2 separate regions of the Mus musculus genome follow, and region 1 is linked to region 2. A link is a loop called in an ENCODE intact Hi-C map of the cell type or tissue named here. Cell type or tissue: left cerebral cortex. All regions are shown on one strand.

Region 1 (8,000 bases), 490 kb after region 2:
GACATGATGATAATGGACTAACCTCTGAGACCAAAAGTAAGCCCCCAATTAATTGCTTCCTTTCATAAGAGCTGCCTTGGTCATGATGTCTCTTTACAGCAAAAGAAGATTGACTAAGACATTTCTCAATATGTGGCTACAAAGCAAAAGAAGTAATATTAGCACATGTAGGCGAAACTACATTTCTATTGGGCAGTGTTTCTAAAGGTTTCTCAAGGAGTTTAGCCTTGGAGTAGAGAACATATTGAAAATGTAATGATTACAGGTAGAGAGAGCAGAGAGATTATCCCACCGATTTTTAAATGTTCAATTTGTTCTCATAGGAAGATGGCTTCATAAAGAAGTTTGAACCCAAATCTGGCTGGCTGACTTTTCTGCAGATGACAGGACAGTTCTGGGAAATGCTCTTTCTCCTCAAGTAACACTACGGACCAGAGAGAACCTTGGCTCCCACGAGAATGGTTATCAGCACTTGGCATTTCCATTTACAAACATGAAACTTGTCTTTCCAGAGTTGCAGATATTTTGTTTCAACTTTAATGAATAAATTACTAGTATTTGTTTCTGTACATGTTTCATGATTTCAGTTTTGAGTCTGTCATTCAATACAAGGGACAGGTATTGAAGTAAGGACAGATGATGACCTGGAAGGATCCTTTTTGTACCTCTAGCATGAGGTAGAGACTTTTCCATAAGGGTGTGCTCATGATCTAAAAGGCTGGGTTACTAAGCTAAACCTTACAGAGGCTAAAATCTTCTTCCTACCTTTTCCTGGATTTTTACAGTTTCTTATTGATGCCCTCTCCTGAATCTTTACTCTTTGGCCTTTAATTTGGGGTTCATGGATAGGACAGTCAGATAAGCAATGTTGGGGCTAAAAGGAAGGCCTCAAGTTATAGTCCTCTCTGACCTTCTCTTGCCTTCTTTCTCTTGCCAACCCACATTTGTCCCATGGCAAGACACAAAAAGTGGAATTCATTTTCCCCAAGTCAAGTCATAGTCAACAATCAGGTTATATGTCATCAGTCTGACTTTCTAATAGTCAAGAAGGGATCACTGTTCTTTCTGCTCCTAGAGGAAGAAACTGGAGAGGTTTGAACAAAAGCAGCTAAATGAAGGAATATCAAGCCATTATTAAACTCGATTTGTGTGAGAGAGAGACAGAAACAGATGGAGAGAGAGACATATGGACAGAGAGCCTGAGAGACAGAGGCAGAAAAAGACACAGAGAGAAAACTATCTTTCGTTAAGACCCTGCTCCAATTTTTAGATCAAATTTGATGGCAATATATAGAAATCCTCTATTTTGGTCTAGATCACTTGCATTATGTTTCCCTTGAGGCTACTGGTAGCTCCTGTGAAGAAAGATCCCCTCTTTCCAAGGCCAGGTAAATCTTTACAAGGAATCTCAATTATGAACAGTACCTTGGAGGTGATTCCTCACTGAAGGGATGAAGACCCTGGGCAAGTCAGTAATGAACTTAACTTCTGGTCTTTCTGTCTCCACATCGTGAGGGCTAGGATTACAGACATGTTATTGCCACATTCAGTTTGTGTGGTGCTGGAGGTCGAGCCTCCAGGCTTTGTGCATAGCAATGCCACCATATCATAAACAGCATGGTCTTCTATTTTATTGCCACCTTTAAACTGGAGAAGTGGGAAGGAATAAGCAAGAAGACCAGGTAGGAAGTTAATTAGAATCTTACAGAGGTGAGTCAGACCCAGTAATCACTTTTGAGCTCTGAAACCCACAGTGAGTCAGTCACTTGTTAGAACTGTTCCACAACACCCTGGAACAGTGCCACCATATAGGGGACCAAGTGTTCAGACATGAGACTGTGGTTGGGGGAATTTCACCTTCAAACCTTGAAACTGTTTGTGTTTGAAGACACATTTCTCAAGGTGTAGCACAGCACGATCCTATCAGCATAGTCTTCCTGCCTCAGTCTTCTGAGTGCTGAGAGGAGAGGTGTGTGCCACCAAGGTCAAGATATTTTATGCAAGGTTTCTTTGCTTTTGTTTTGAGTCAGGGTCTCAAGTCAGGAGCCTGGCTTGCTATAAAAGGACTGTTTGGCCTCTAGGGGCTCCCTCTGATCCTTTCTGCTTTCTCTCTGAGGACCTTGCCTCTGGCCTCTCTGTCTCCTCCCCCCCCCCCCCCCACCATGCATTCCTGGCCAGCTTTCTCTTCTCTTTCTCTTTCTTTCTCTTTCTCTTTCCTTCTCTTTCTCCTCCTCCTCCTCTTCTCTTCTCTTCTCTTCTCTTCTCTTCTCTTCTCTTCTCTTCTCTTTTCTTCCTCTCAGCATGGGCACTACACAGCATTTTACAAAATATATCATTACTGTGATAGAACATGCAGATTTATGACCCTAGAGAGCTTTACACACTAAGACTGCACGCAGTTATAGGTACAAATAAATCCTCAAAGAAAATGTACGTATGTAACATATATTTTTATCAAAGCTATCATTTTTTGCAGTCCTGGTGATCAAACCAAGAGCCTTGTACATACTTTACCCCTGGGTTATGCTGCTAGACTACCTATTTATTGTTGAAGGGATGTGTCTATGTAGGGAGCCACATATAATTGTCATGAATATCCAGAAAAGCCCTGCCTTCAGAATTTAACAGCAACAATTTAACATGTATAATAATAATAATAATAATAATAATTATTATTATTATTTGGTATAGTGCTGGTGATAAAACCCAGGACTATATCCATGCTAAGTTCTATTTATTCCTGCTAATTAATAGTTGATGAATACATTGGTTTATGGTGGTGATTCTCAAACATTATTATGGGTAGGGAATCACCTGAGGATGATGTTAAGATAACCATTAGGACTCCCTAGGTCTAAGGATGGCTCAGGATTCTCCATGTCTCACATGTTTTCAGTCGAAACGAATTCATACACCACACTCATGTTCAACTATTGGTGAATGGATATTACATTGGCACACTGACATGGTCTGTAGATGTAAGTGAATCCAGCGTTTGTTTACTGTTCATGATAAGATTCTATTCAGCTATGTTCTCTCTCTCCCACCTTGCTTTGTCTCCAGGCACTTAGATCTTACGGAACTGAACTACATATCCCTTAACACAGGTGCCAGAGATCTGAACTCAGCTCTCTCGTGCTGGTGTAGTTGGTCTTTTTACCAACTAAACTATCTCCGCAGCTCTGAAAAATTAACTCTCAAAAAATCAGTCCTCGGGTACTGCACTGTAACATGGGGTGGTAAATCTGAGTCAGTGCTTCTCAAATCTACTTACTTTGTTCTCTGCTCCATTCTCAGTCAAACGTCCTGTTAGAAAAAGGCATTATCTGTCTCTAAACAGCAGATGGCAACAGCGGTTAAATACTTCTATAACAAGGAACAGTCTGACTGAGTCCTGAGCTGTCCAGAGAGGGAACATCCATCTCCAGAAAGGGCCTGCCATATGTTATAAAAGCGGGCCCAAAATCTATCAGTAAGGAGCCAACTGACTGAAAGGGAGAGGAAGGCACTTGGTGGTAAAGGAGAATGTTTTACATTGACCAGGAGGAACCAAGAGCCTTCCGGTATGATGTATAGGCATGTCTAGCTTGCTTTGCCCTTCTGAAGCTTCTCGAGCCCTGTACTCCACAATTAGATGAATATCGAGTCCTGGAGTATAGTTGACAGCCTTTGTTAGACCCTCTGCAGAAGCATGGCGACCTTTTGTGGTCTGAGAGAGAGGGTAAGCACACTGGGCTACGTGCACAGTCCCCAGCTATCAAGCAGGAAGGGTCAAGGACGCCACACCATGCTGTTATCTGCCAACACAGGACGGGAGTCTGCTCAGATGCCTAAGTGGCCTGTGCACCTCTGCAGGTTTACAGAGGCAGGGGATTTGGAGTCCCGCCCCTTAAGCTCCGAGGGTGATGGGCGTGGCCGGGGCGGTGCTTGCCAGGAATGGCGGCGGTCACGGTAAACAGTGCCAAGCGGGGCCTGCGGGCCGAGCTGAAGCAGCGCTTGAGGGCCTTGAGCGCGGAGGAACGGCTGCGCCAGTCTCTCCTCCTCACGCAGAAGGTGCGAGAAGACTGCCGGGAGTTAAACTCCGGGAAGGGTGGGCTCGCGAGTCTGCGCAGGCGCACCTCCCCGGGGGCGCGTGCGCGTCGTCCGGGGAGCGCGCTCCGCAGGCAAGGGCGGCTCTCGCTGGTCCTGGAGCTTGTGAGGGAGCGAGCTGAGCTTCCGGGCAGGTTTGGTCATTCACAGAGCTATTTTGTTATTGCTAGGAAAGGCATTGCAGCCATTAGGAGCTGTAGAGACTGTCGAATCACTCTCCGGTTTAATTGAAATCCATTCGCATGTGTTGAACACCTAGTAAACTTTTTTTTTTTTTTTTTTTTTTTTATGAGTTGGGTAATACAGATGACAAACATGATTGTAGCCCCTAAGGGATCAGGGATGTAGCAGAGGAAGGAGACAAATGGAACCATTGTAGGGCTGGGGATATGGCTCAGTGATACAACTGTTCAAAAATGCGCTGTATTTTATTTGCCCATACTTAGAACATACATGGAATTTGGGTCTGTTTTTCTAGGAGTTTTAAATCGCCTGTACCTTTATTTTGGCAAAACTCCACTGTGAGTTTTATCTAAGGGGAGATAACTGTTGATGCTGTGACTTAGCTGCGTTCACTGCACAGCATTACACCTTGGGTTGCTGCTTCTGAGTTGGGGTTGTTTCTGGTCCTTATTTTCTTGTTTTGTCTCTTTTCTTACTTAGTTTTCCTCAGCTTCCTTAAGAGTATATCCTCAACGGAATTATTTTAAAGAAAATACCTATACGATTGGCACTATTTGTAGTTGAAATGTATTCGTGTTTTGCTTGCATGTATGTAAGTCCATTGTGTGTGTGTGCCTGGTGTCTTAGGTTAGAAGTGGGTGCCAGATCCTTTGGAACTAGACAGAGTTCAGGAAGGTTGTAAGTCCCTATGTGGGTGCTGGAAATTGAACCCAGGTTGTCTGCAAGAGCAGCAAGTGATCTTAAACTGCTGAGCCATCTCTCTAGTCACAACTTTTAAATATATTGTATATTAAAATATCTTCAACTCCAATTTGGTCCATATTAATCAAATTTTAATTACTTTATTGTCATTCTGCTCAATACCTATGGGTTCCAATCTAGAGACCAATGTTTTCATTTATGCATTATATCTTGTGGTTTAGTTATTGTTCTATTGCTGTGAAGAGACACCATAACCATAGCAACTTATAAAAGGAAGCATTTCATTTGGGCTTGCTTACAGGTTCAGAAGGCTGCTCTGTGATCATCTTGGTGGGAAGCTTGGAAGCAGGCAGGCAGGCAGGCAGGCAGGCAGGCAGGCAGGCATGGTGCTGAGCGCTTACATCTTATCCACAAGGTGGAGGTAGTGAGAGTCCTGGGTCTGCCATAGGCTGTGGGCTTTTGGAATCTCAAAGCTCACTTTGATGGTTTCTGTGACCACAGAGGTAAGAAGAGTGTCTTCAGCATGAAGCAAGAAGGAAGTCTGACTCAACATGATTTGGTACCTGGGGTTGGTTCAAACTTCTAGAGTCTTACACTTATTTTAGGCATATTTAAACATAGCACATTTTGGGAGAAAAATCTCCTCATTTTAATTAACTTAATTAAAATTCAAAAGAGTTTCTAAATAATTATGGCTTAAGCCATACAAGGGACATGTGTCTTCTCCCGTAGTGATGAATTCTATAGATTGACTACATGTGACAAGTTAAGGGTCTCGGTGTAGTCTCCGTCATATAGATAGTGCCAAGGTCACCAGGTTATTAACCACCTCTGCTCTCATTTGTAAAGTACACATGCCATCTCCCATAAAGATGGGCTCTACTGACTGAGAAACAATGCTCAAGATAGAGGTCTAGGGAGGATAACTGAGACAAACATAAGAATCTGGAGGAGCCATGCAGACAGTTCAGAGGTCACCAGGCTATTAACTAAATTCATTCCCCACCTTCTGGATGTAAAACAGGTAATATATCTTTCCCTTTGAAGAAACAAATGTGTGAACCTATCATGTTCATTGTCATTCAAACTGTTACATCTTGATTACCGGTTTTCCTTTGTATCTTTCAGAAATTCTTTTTCATTAGATAATAAAAACTCTAGATTAATCTTTTGTGTCTCTTAACTACTTTTCTTATTTTTTTTCTTAATCTTTCTCCCTCATAGGGCCTCCTAGATTGTTTTCATTTGGCTAATCACAGTTTTAATGTCTAATGAGTATTCCTTAGGTCTCTTACTGATTCCTTTCCCTAGCAGTCCATTAATGTTTTATAGATTCAGTTATTATTTTCAGTTTGTCTGTGAAGACTAATTAGAATTTAAAAATCATCCCCATCTTTTGAATTACCTGTTTGTCACTAAATCATTTTTCAATTCTATTTTTTTTATGTTTAAAAAATCCTTCTATTTTGTATTTTGTTTGTTTTTTCAAAATAGTTGAAAATCCTTGATTGGCTATGCATATTTCTGTCTTTTGGGGGTAGTGAGCCTCAACTGAGGACCTTGTACATGACAATGGATGAAACCCCTGGCCCTTGGCATTCATAAATATGCATTTATGAATGAAAGTGTGTTAGCTACAAGCTTTCCTCTGTTTTTGCAGATACTGTTTGGAATTCTAAGGGAAGAATGGAGTCTGCCCACCTCCTGTGTCCATGTTTTAATGGTGCTGTGTCTATAAATACTGGCTCATCTTCCCTATGTCTTATAGGAATCATTGTCTTCATCCTCCCTTCCTAACAGATAGCATGGAAATGGGCTGGAGGAAGAAAGGCAAATGCATATGCATAATCTCACACTGATTTTAGCTGTGTGTCTCATTGTTTCTTTAGCTCTTGTTTTTCTACACTCTGCTGTAAAGAGACTAAGAAAAAGACTTTCTTATATAGTAAGCGGTGTGAAAAGCCTCAGGCCTGCTCCAAATCCGGGTTTCCATTTGCTTCATTTCTGCCAGCAGCTTCTGACAGCTTCGCAGGGAGGAATTCCTTCCCTAGCCTCGCTTTGCTATGCTTTGCTTAACTTCCGTCTCCCCTTGGTATTAGATGTAACTTTGCTTTCTTCCCCTAAGTCTTTCTGTCAGCCATATTTGTAAGCTGCCATTGCGTTATCCTTCTTTCCTTAGCTTGAAGGACAGGGGGGACAGAAAAGCAGTGGACACAGAAAGGGAGTAAGGGGCCGGCTTCTGAGTCTGGGTAAGTGCTTAGGACTTCATGAGCACAACTTAGCTCCCACTGTCTGATGAGCGATTCCACTCAATGTGGATTCTTGCACCAGGAGCCCTTTGCCCCCATTTTAATGAACTCTGTGAGCACCTAATTGAATGGAATGACACTGGTTGAGCTAAGAAACCGTTACCAGTGTGTTCTCTGTGGGAGAATCCGTCCTTTAGGATACATAGGCAGTGACTGACCCGGGACTCACCATATAGACTGAAGTGTTGATGTGCGTCCCTACAGATGTAGCAAAGGTTCTGCAGAGCCCAGTAAGGTTAGGTCTCAGTGGGACTTAAATGGGGAAAATCAATGGGAGAAATGTCCAATGATCCAAGGACTGGAAATTTTGTGAGATCCCAATTTCATAGAAAAAAATAACCCCCAAATCCTCGAGTGAGTCCCTGAGGTGTACTGTCAGGAAATAGAAACTGGGTTCTTATCTGGGATCTGAAGATAGACAGCTTTTCATTCCATGACTTCTTAAGGAATTTCCATAGGGTCAAGCATAGGCATAGTGGAGAGATGAAGGAGTCAAGTATGCAAATCTTGAGTCTTGAAATAAAAACCAGGTATCAGGGTGCAGTGTCAGCTCACCGCATCACTCCTTGAAAAAGGCCGAGACAAAAGGGAGGAATTGGTAAGAGAAGTTACTAGTTTATGAAGAATACAGTCTTAAAAATTAAAACTGCCATCATTTCCCACTTAGGTGATTGCCCACAATCAGTATCAGAATTCCAAAAGAATTTCCATCTTTCT
Region 2 (8,000 bases):
ATACAAAATAGAAGGATTTTTTAAACATAAAAAAAATAGAATTGAAAAATGATTTAGTGACAAACAGGTAATTCAAAAGATGGGGATGATTTTTAAATTCTAATTAGTCTTCACAGACAAACTGAAAACAATAACTGAATCTATAAAACATTAATAGACTGCTAGGGAAAGGAATCAGTAAGAGACCTAAGGAATACTCATTAGACATTAAAACTGTGATTAGCCAAATGAAAACAATCTAGGAGGCCCTATGAGGGAGAAAGATTAAGAAAAAAAATAAGAAAAGTAGTTAAGAGACACAAAAGATTAATCTAGAGTTTTTATTATCTAATGAAAAAGAATTTCTGAAAGATACAAAGGAAAACCGGTAATCAAGATGTAACAGTTTGAATGACAATGAACATGATAGGTTCACACATTTGTTTCTTCAAAGGGAAAGATATATTACCTGTTTTACACCCAGAAGGTGGGGAATGAATTTAGCTAACAGCCTGGTGACCTCTGAACTGTCTGCATGGCTCCTAAGATTCTTATGTTTGTCTCAGTTATCCTCCCTAGACCTCTATCTTGAGCATTGTTTCTCAGTCAGTAGAGCCCATCTTTATGGGAGATGGCATGTGTACTTTACAAATGAGAGCAGAGGTGGTTAATAACCTGGTGACCTTGGCACTATCTATATGATGGAGACTACACCGAGACCCTTAACTTGTTACATGTAGTCAATCTATAGAATTCATCTCTACGGGAGAAGACTCATGTCCCTTGTATGGCTCAAGCCATAATTATTTAGAAACTCTTTTGAATTTGAATTAAGTTAATTATAATGAGGAGATTTTTCTCCCAAAATGTGCTATGTTTAAATATGCCTAAAATAAGTGTAAGACTCTAGAAGTTTGAACCAACCCCAGGTACCAAATCATGTTGAGTCAGACTTCCTTCTTGCTTCATGCTGAAGACACTCTTCTTACCTCTGTGGTCACAGAAACCATCAAAGTGAGCTTTGAGATTCCAAAAGCCCACAGCCTATGGCAGACCCAGGACTCTCACTACCTCCACCTTGTGGATAAGATGTAAGCGCTCGGCACCATGCCTGCCTGCCTGCCTGCCTGCCTGCTTCCAAGCTTCCCACCAAGATGATCACAGAGCAGCCTTCTGAACCTGTAAGCAAGCCCAAATGAAATGCTTCCTTTTATAAGTTGCTATGGTCATGGTGTCTCTTCACAGCAATAGAACAATAACTAAACCACAAGATATAATGCATAAATGAAAACATTGGTCTCTAGATTGGAACCCATAGGTATTGAGCAGAATGACAATAAAGTAATTAAAATTTGATTAATATGGACCAAATTGGAGTTGAAGATATTTTAATATACAATATATTTAAAAGTTGTGACTAGAGAGATGGCTCCGCAGTTTAAGATCACTTGCTGCTCTTGCAGACAACCTGGGTTCAATTTCCAGCACCCACAAAGGGACTTACAACCTTCCTGAACTCTGTCTAGTTCCAAAGGATCTGGCACCCACTTCTAACCTAAGACACCAGGCACACACACACAATGGACTTACATACGTGCAAGCAAAACACGAATACATTTCAACTACAAATAGTGCCAATCGTATAGGTATTTTCTTTAAAATAATTCCGTTGAGGATATACTCTTAAGGAAGCTGAGGAAAACTAAGTAAGAAAAGAGACAAAACAAGAAAATAAGGACCAGAAACAACCCCAACTCAGAAGCAGCAACCCAAGGTGTAATGCTGTGCAGTGAACGCAGCTAAGTCACAGCATCAACAGTTATCTCCCCTTAGATAAAACTCACAGTCGAGTTTTGCCAAAATAAAGGTACAGGCGATTTAAAACTCCTAGAAAAACAGACCCAAATTCCATGTATGTTCTAAGTATGGACAAATAAAATACAGCGCATTTTTGAACAGTTGTATCACTGAGCCATATCCCCAGCCCTACAATGGTTCCTTTTGTCTCCTTCCTCTGCTACATCCCTGATCCCTTAGGGGCGACAATCATGTTTGTCATCTGTATTACCCAACTCATAAAAAAAAAAAAAAAAAAAAAAAAAAAAAAAGGTTTACTAGGTGTTCAACACATGCGAATGGATTTCAATTAAACCGGAGAGTGATTCGACAGTCTCTACAGCTCCTAATGGCTACAATGCCTTTCCTAGCAATAACAAAATAGCTCTGTGAATGACCAAACCTGCCCGGAAGCTCAGCTCGCTCCCTCACAAGCTCCAGGACCAGCGAGAGCCGCCCTTGCCTGCGGAGCGCGCTCCCCGGACGACGCGCACGCGCCCCCGGGGAGGTGCGCCTGCGCAGACTCGCGAGCCCACCCTTCCCGGAGTTTAACTCCCGGCAGTCTTCTCGTACCTTCTGCGTGAGGAGGAGAGACTGGCGCAGCCGTTCCTCCGCGCTCAAGGCCCTCAAGCGCTGCTTCAGCTCGGCCCGCAGGCCCCGCTTGGCACTGTTTACCGTGACCGCCGCCATTCCTGGCAAGCACCGCCCCGGCCACGCCCATCACCCTCGGAGCTTAAGGGGCGGGACTCCAAATCCCCTGCCTCTGTAAACCTGCAGAGGTGCACAGGCCACTTAGGCATCTGAGCAGACTCCCGTCCTGTGTTGGCAGATAACAGCATGGTGTGGCGTCCTTGACCCTTCCTGCTTGATAGCTGGGGACTGTGCACGTAGCCCAGTGTGCTTACCCTCTCTCTCAGACCACAAAAGGTCGCCATGCTTCTGCAGAGGGTCTAACAAAGGCTGTCAACTATACTCCAGGACTCGATATTCATCTAATTGTGGAGTACAGGGCTCGAGAAGCTTCAGAAGGGCAAAGCAAGCCAGACATGCGTATACATCATACCGGAAGGCTCTTGGTTCCTCCTGGTCAATGGATAAAACATTCTCCTTTACCACCAAGTGCCTTCCTCTCCCTTTCAGTCAGTTGGCTCCTTACTGATAGATTTTGGGCCCGCTTTTATAACATATGGCAGGCCCTTTCTGGAGATGGATGTTCCCTCTCTGGACAGCTCAGGACTCAGTCAGACTGTTCGTTGTTATAGAAGTATTTAACCGCTGTTGCCATCTGCTGTTTAGAGACAGATAATGCCTTTTTCTAACAGGACGTTTGACTGAGAATGGAGCAGAGAACAAAGTAAGTAGATTTGAGAAGCTCTGACTCAGACTTGCGCCACTACGCCCGGCTAAGATTTATTTATTTATTATATGTAAGTACACTGTAGCTGTCTTCAGACATTCCAGAAGAGGGAGTCAGATCTCGTTAGGGATGGTTGTGAGCCACCATGTGGTTGCTGGGATTTGAACTCCGGACCTTCGGAAGAGCAGTCGGGTGCTCTTACCCACTGAGCCATCTCACCAGCCTTTAATTTTTCTGAGATGCAGAGATAGTTTAGTCCGTAAAATGACCAAGTACACCAGCACGAGAGAGCTGAGTTCAGATCTCTGGCACCCGTGTTAAGGGATATGTAGTTCAGTTCCGTAAGATCTAAGTGCCTGGAGACAAAGCAAGGTGGGAGAGAGAGAGAACATAGATGAATAGAATCTTATCATGAACAGTAAACAAACGCTGGATTCACTTACATCTACAGACCAGGTCCGTGTGCCAATGTAATATCCATTCACCAATGGTTCAACATGAGTGTGGTGTATGAATCAGTTTCGACTGAAAACATGTGAGACATGGAGAATCCTGAGCCATCCTTAGACCTAGGGAGTCCAAATGGTTATCTTAACATCATCCTCAGGTGATTCCCTACCCATAATAATGTTTGAGAATCACCACCATAAACCAATGTATTCATCAACTATTAATTAGCAGGAATAAATAGAACTTAGCATGGATATAGTCCTGGGTTTTACAACCAGCACTATACCAAATAATAATTATTGTTATTATTATTATTATTATTATTATTATTATTATACATGTTAAATTGTTGCTGTTAAATTCTGAAGGCAGGGCTTTTCTGGATATTCATGACAATTATATGTGGCTCCCTACATAGACACATCCCTTCAACAATAAATACGTAGTCTAGCAGCATAACCCAGGGGTAAAGTATGTACAAGTATGTATCTTGGTTTGATCACCAGGACTGCAAAAAATGATAGCTTTGATAAAAATATATGTTACATACGTACATTTTCTTTGAGGATTTATTTGTACCTATAACTGCGTGCAATCTTAGTGTGTAAAGCTCTCTAGGGTCATAAATCTGCATGTTCTATCACAGTAATGATATGTTTTGTAAAATGCTGTGTAGTGCCCATGCTGAGAGGAAGAGAAGAGAAGAGAAGAGAAGAGAAGGAGGAGGAGGAGGAGGAGGAGAAAGAGAAGGAAAGAGAAAGAGAAAGAAAGAGAAAGAGAAGAGAAAGCTGGCCAAGAATGCATGGTGGGGGGGGAGGGAGGAGACAGAGAGGCCAGAGGCAAGGTCCTCAGAGAGAAAGCAGAAAGGATCAGAGGGAGCCCCTAGAGGCCAAACAGTCCTTTTATAGCAAGCCAGGCTCCTGACTTGAGACCCTGACTCAAAACAAAAGCAAAGAAACCTTGCATGAAATATCTTGACCTTGGTGGCACACACCTCTCCTCTCAGCACTCAGAAGACTGAGGCAGGAAGACTGTGCTGATAGGATCATGCTGTGCTACACCTTGAGAAATGTGTCTTCAAACACAAACAGTTTCAAGGTTTGAAGGTGAAATTCCCCCAACCACAGTCTCATGTCTGAACACTTGGTCCCCTATCTGTTGGCACTGTTTCAGGGTGTTGTAGAACAGTTCTAACAAGTGACTGACTCACTGTGGGCATCAGAGCTCAAAAGTGATTACTGGGTCTGACTCACCTCTGTAAGATTCTAATTAACTTCCTACCTGGTCTTCTTGCTTATTCCTTCCCACTTCTCCAGTTTAAAGGTGGCAATAAAATAGAAGACCATGCTGTTTATGATATGGTGGCATTGCTATGCACAAAGCCTGGAGGCTCAACCTCCAGCACCACACAAACTGAATATGGCAATAACATGTCTGTAATCCTAGCCCTCACGATGTGGAGACAAAAAGAACAGAAGTTAAGTTCATTACTGACTTGCCCAGGGTCTTCATCCCTTCAGTGAGGAATCACCTCCAAGGTACTGTTCATAATTGAGATTCCTTGTAAAGATTTACCTGGCCTTGGAAAGAGGGGATCTTTCTTCACAGGAGCTACCAGTAGCCTCAAGGGAAACATAATGCAAGTGATCTAGACCAAAATAGAGGATTTCTATATATTGCCATCAAATTTGATCTAAAAATTGGAGCAGGGTCTTAACGAAAGATAGTTTTCTCTGTGTGTCTTTTTCTGCCTCTGTCTCTCAGGCTCTCTGTCCATATGTCTCTCTCTCCGTCTGTCTCTGTCTCTCTCTCACACAAATCGAGTTTAATAATGGCTTGATATTCCTTCATTTAGCTGCTTTTGTTCAAACCTCTCCAGTTTCTTCCTCTAGGAGCAGAAAGAACAGTGATCCCTTCTTGACTATTAGAAAGTCAGACTGATGACATATAACCTGATTGTTGACTATGACTTGACTTGGGGAAAATGAATTCCACTTTTTGTGTCTTGCCATGGGACAAATGTGGATTGGCAAGAGAAAGAAGGCAAGAGAAGGTCAGAGAGGACTATAACTTGAGGCCTTCCTTTTAGCCCCAACATTGCTTATCTGACTGTCCTATCCATGAACCCCAAATTAAAGGCCAAAGAGTAAAGATTCAGGAGAGGGCATCAATAAGAAACTGTAAAAATCCAGGAAAAGGTAGGAAGAAGATTTTAGCCTCTGTAAGGTTTAGCTTAGTAACCCAGCCTTTTAGATCATGAGCACACCCTTATGGAAAAGTCTCTACCTCATGCTAGAGGTACAAAAAGGATCCTTCCAGGTCATCATCTGTCCTTACTTCAATACCTGTCCCTTGTATTGAATGACAGACTCAAAACTGAAATCATGAAACATGTACAGAAACAAATACTAGTAATTTATTCATTAAAGTTGAAACAAAATATCTGCAACTCTGGAAAGACAAGTTTCATGTTTGTAAATGGAAATGCCAAGTGCTGATAACCATTCTCGTGGGAGCCAAGGTTCTCTCTGGTCCGTAGTGTTACTTGAGGAGAAAGAGCATTTCCCAGATCTGTCCTGTCATCTGCAGAAAAGTCAGCCAGCCAGATTTGGGTTCAAACTTCTTTATGAAGCCATCTTCCTATGAGAAAATATTGAACATTTAAAAATTGGTGGGATAATCTCTCTGCTCTCACTACCTGTAATCATTACATTTTCAATATGTTCTCTACTCCAAGGCTAAACTCCTTGAGAAACCTTTAGAAACACTGCCCAATAGAAATGTAGTTTCGCCTACATGTGCTAATATTACTTCTTTTGCTTTGTAGCCACATATTGAGAAATCTCTTAGTCAATCTTCTTTTGCTGTAAAGAGACATCATGACCAAGGCAGCTCTTATAGAAAGGAAACAATTAATTGGGGGCTTACTTTTGGTCTCAGAGGTTAGTCCATTATCATCATGTCATGATGCACGGTGGCACACAGGCTGCTAAGACCTATATCCTGATCTGATCCATAGGAAGAGACAGAGATAGAGACAGACAAACAGACAGACAGACAGACAGACAGACAGATTTTGGAATTGGACTGGGCTTTTGGGAAACCTCAAAGCCCAACCCTTACTAACACACTTCCTCCAACAAGGCCACACCTCTTAATCCTTCTAATCCTTTTGAATGATGCCACTCCCTGATGTCTAAGCATTCAAATATGAGCCTATGGGGACCATTCTGATTCAAACCACCAGAAGAGAAAAAGAAAAAAAGTAATAATTTGAAAACAATATGAAACTGAATGTATATTAAATATTTGAATACTCTTTCAGTGTGTAGAGAGTATGAAATCATGTTTGAGATGTTATATTCTGTTTTGCCTATCAGATATTCAAAATCCAAAGAGTAGTATTTCCTCTTCACTCAAAGTAGCTTTGTTTTTGGTGCTCATTGGCTATAAGTTCTAAGGAAAGGAATTTTCTCTTTTTCTTCTCTTTATCTTTCAATTGCTTAGGACTGAAAAATATATTTATACTCATATTTACATCTATAAACTGTATTCCCCTGAGAATTATAAGGACTCATAGTAAATCCAAACTAAACCAATGTACTTGAGCCTTAGAAAATGTTATTTCCACTATAATTACTTTTGAGACAAGCCTTTTTCTTTTAACTAGGAAAACCCAAGCTGGTAGAAATAATTCAAGTCTTTGAATACACACACACACAAACACACGCATATATACCAATAAATTGTAGCACACTGTAAAAACATTTTTAGAACTTAAAATCTATAATTCTATGTTGGTTGGAAATTACTTCCACCTTATATTAATTCCTATTTTATCTAATGAGTACACTCAGGCTCAGGGGGGCAAAGTTACCTAAGTTAACAGAACTCATTGTGTGGTAGCATACTGTGGTTTGGGTACTTGTGAGGCAGACAGGGGGCTTTCTGTAAGCAAGTCTTGACCACACAGTGAGTTCTGAGCCAGCCTGCGATACAAAGCTAACTGTGCCACAAAGTAAAAAAGATAACATAATTCTTTGCCTGGATGGAGTCTGGGATGCAAATATTATACCCCTTTTCATTCCTTATATTCCCAAACAAACACAAGAAAGACTACAAACACTTATTTATTTTTGTTGTTTTCAGACAGGATCTTATGTAGCCCAGGCCAGCCTAGAAGTCACCAAGTAGCAAGAAATGACCTTTGACCTTTGAATCTTCTATCTCTACCTCCTAGCCCTGGGATTATAGTCATGTTCCATTGTGCTGGATTCAGGCAGTGATAGACCCTAAGACCTTGTACACAGTAAGCAAGTACTCTACCAACTGAGGAATATCCCCAGACTGTTCTTGCACATTCTCTGCATTACCACCC

The links. Peaks named below come from ENCODE experiments on the same cell type or tissue, not always from the same donor. Only the 100,000 strongest peaks of a DNase experiment are listed, where the experiment ranks them.
Region 1: a loop joins it to region 2, with 16 times the contacts of the local background. A loop is called at or near these places in 10 of 42 quality-filtered maps.

What each region holds. Positions count from the first base shown.
Region 1 is chr9:89,207,259-89,215,258 of GRCm38, forward strand. It overlaps Bcl2a1b (B cell leukemia/lymphoma 2 related protein A1b), which reads left to right. Exons shown (of 2, transcript NM_007534.3): 2 at 324-580. The coding sequence ends at 422. Mthfs (5, 10-methenyltetrahydrofolate synthetase) reads left to right here and starts at 3,932. Exons shown (of 3, transcript NM_026829.2): 1 at 3,932-4,053; 2 at 7,951-8,000. The coding sequence starts at 3,937. In left cerebral cortex, CTCF peaks have their summits at 3,292, 3,507, 4,058 and 5,378 (motif pointing right); DNase peaks (open chromatin) are centred at 3,335, 5,349 and 6,788; H3K4me3 peaks cover 1,146 bases; H3K27ac peaks cover 1,095 bases.
Region 2 is chr9:88,717,271-88,725,270 of GRCm38, forward strand. Mthfsl (5, 10-methenyltetrahydrofolate synthetase-like) reads right to left here and starts at 2,528. Exons shown (of 3, transcript NM_001128601.1): 1 at 2,389-2,528. The coding sequence starts at 2,505. It overlaps Bcl2a1d (B cell leukemia/lymphoma 2 related protein A1d), which reads right to left. Exons shown (of 2, transcript NM_007536.2): 2 at 6,018-6,262. The coding sequence ends at 6,164. It also overlaps a transcript of Gm10634 not described here. In left cerebral cortex, CTCF peaks have their summits at 1,077 (motif pointing left) and 3,197; DNase peaks (open chromatin) are centred at 1,087, 1,562, 1,884 and 3,038; H3K4me3 peaks cover 1,528 bases; H3K27ac peaks cover 940 bases.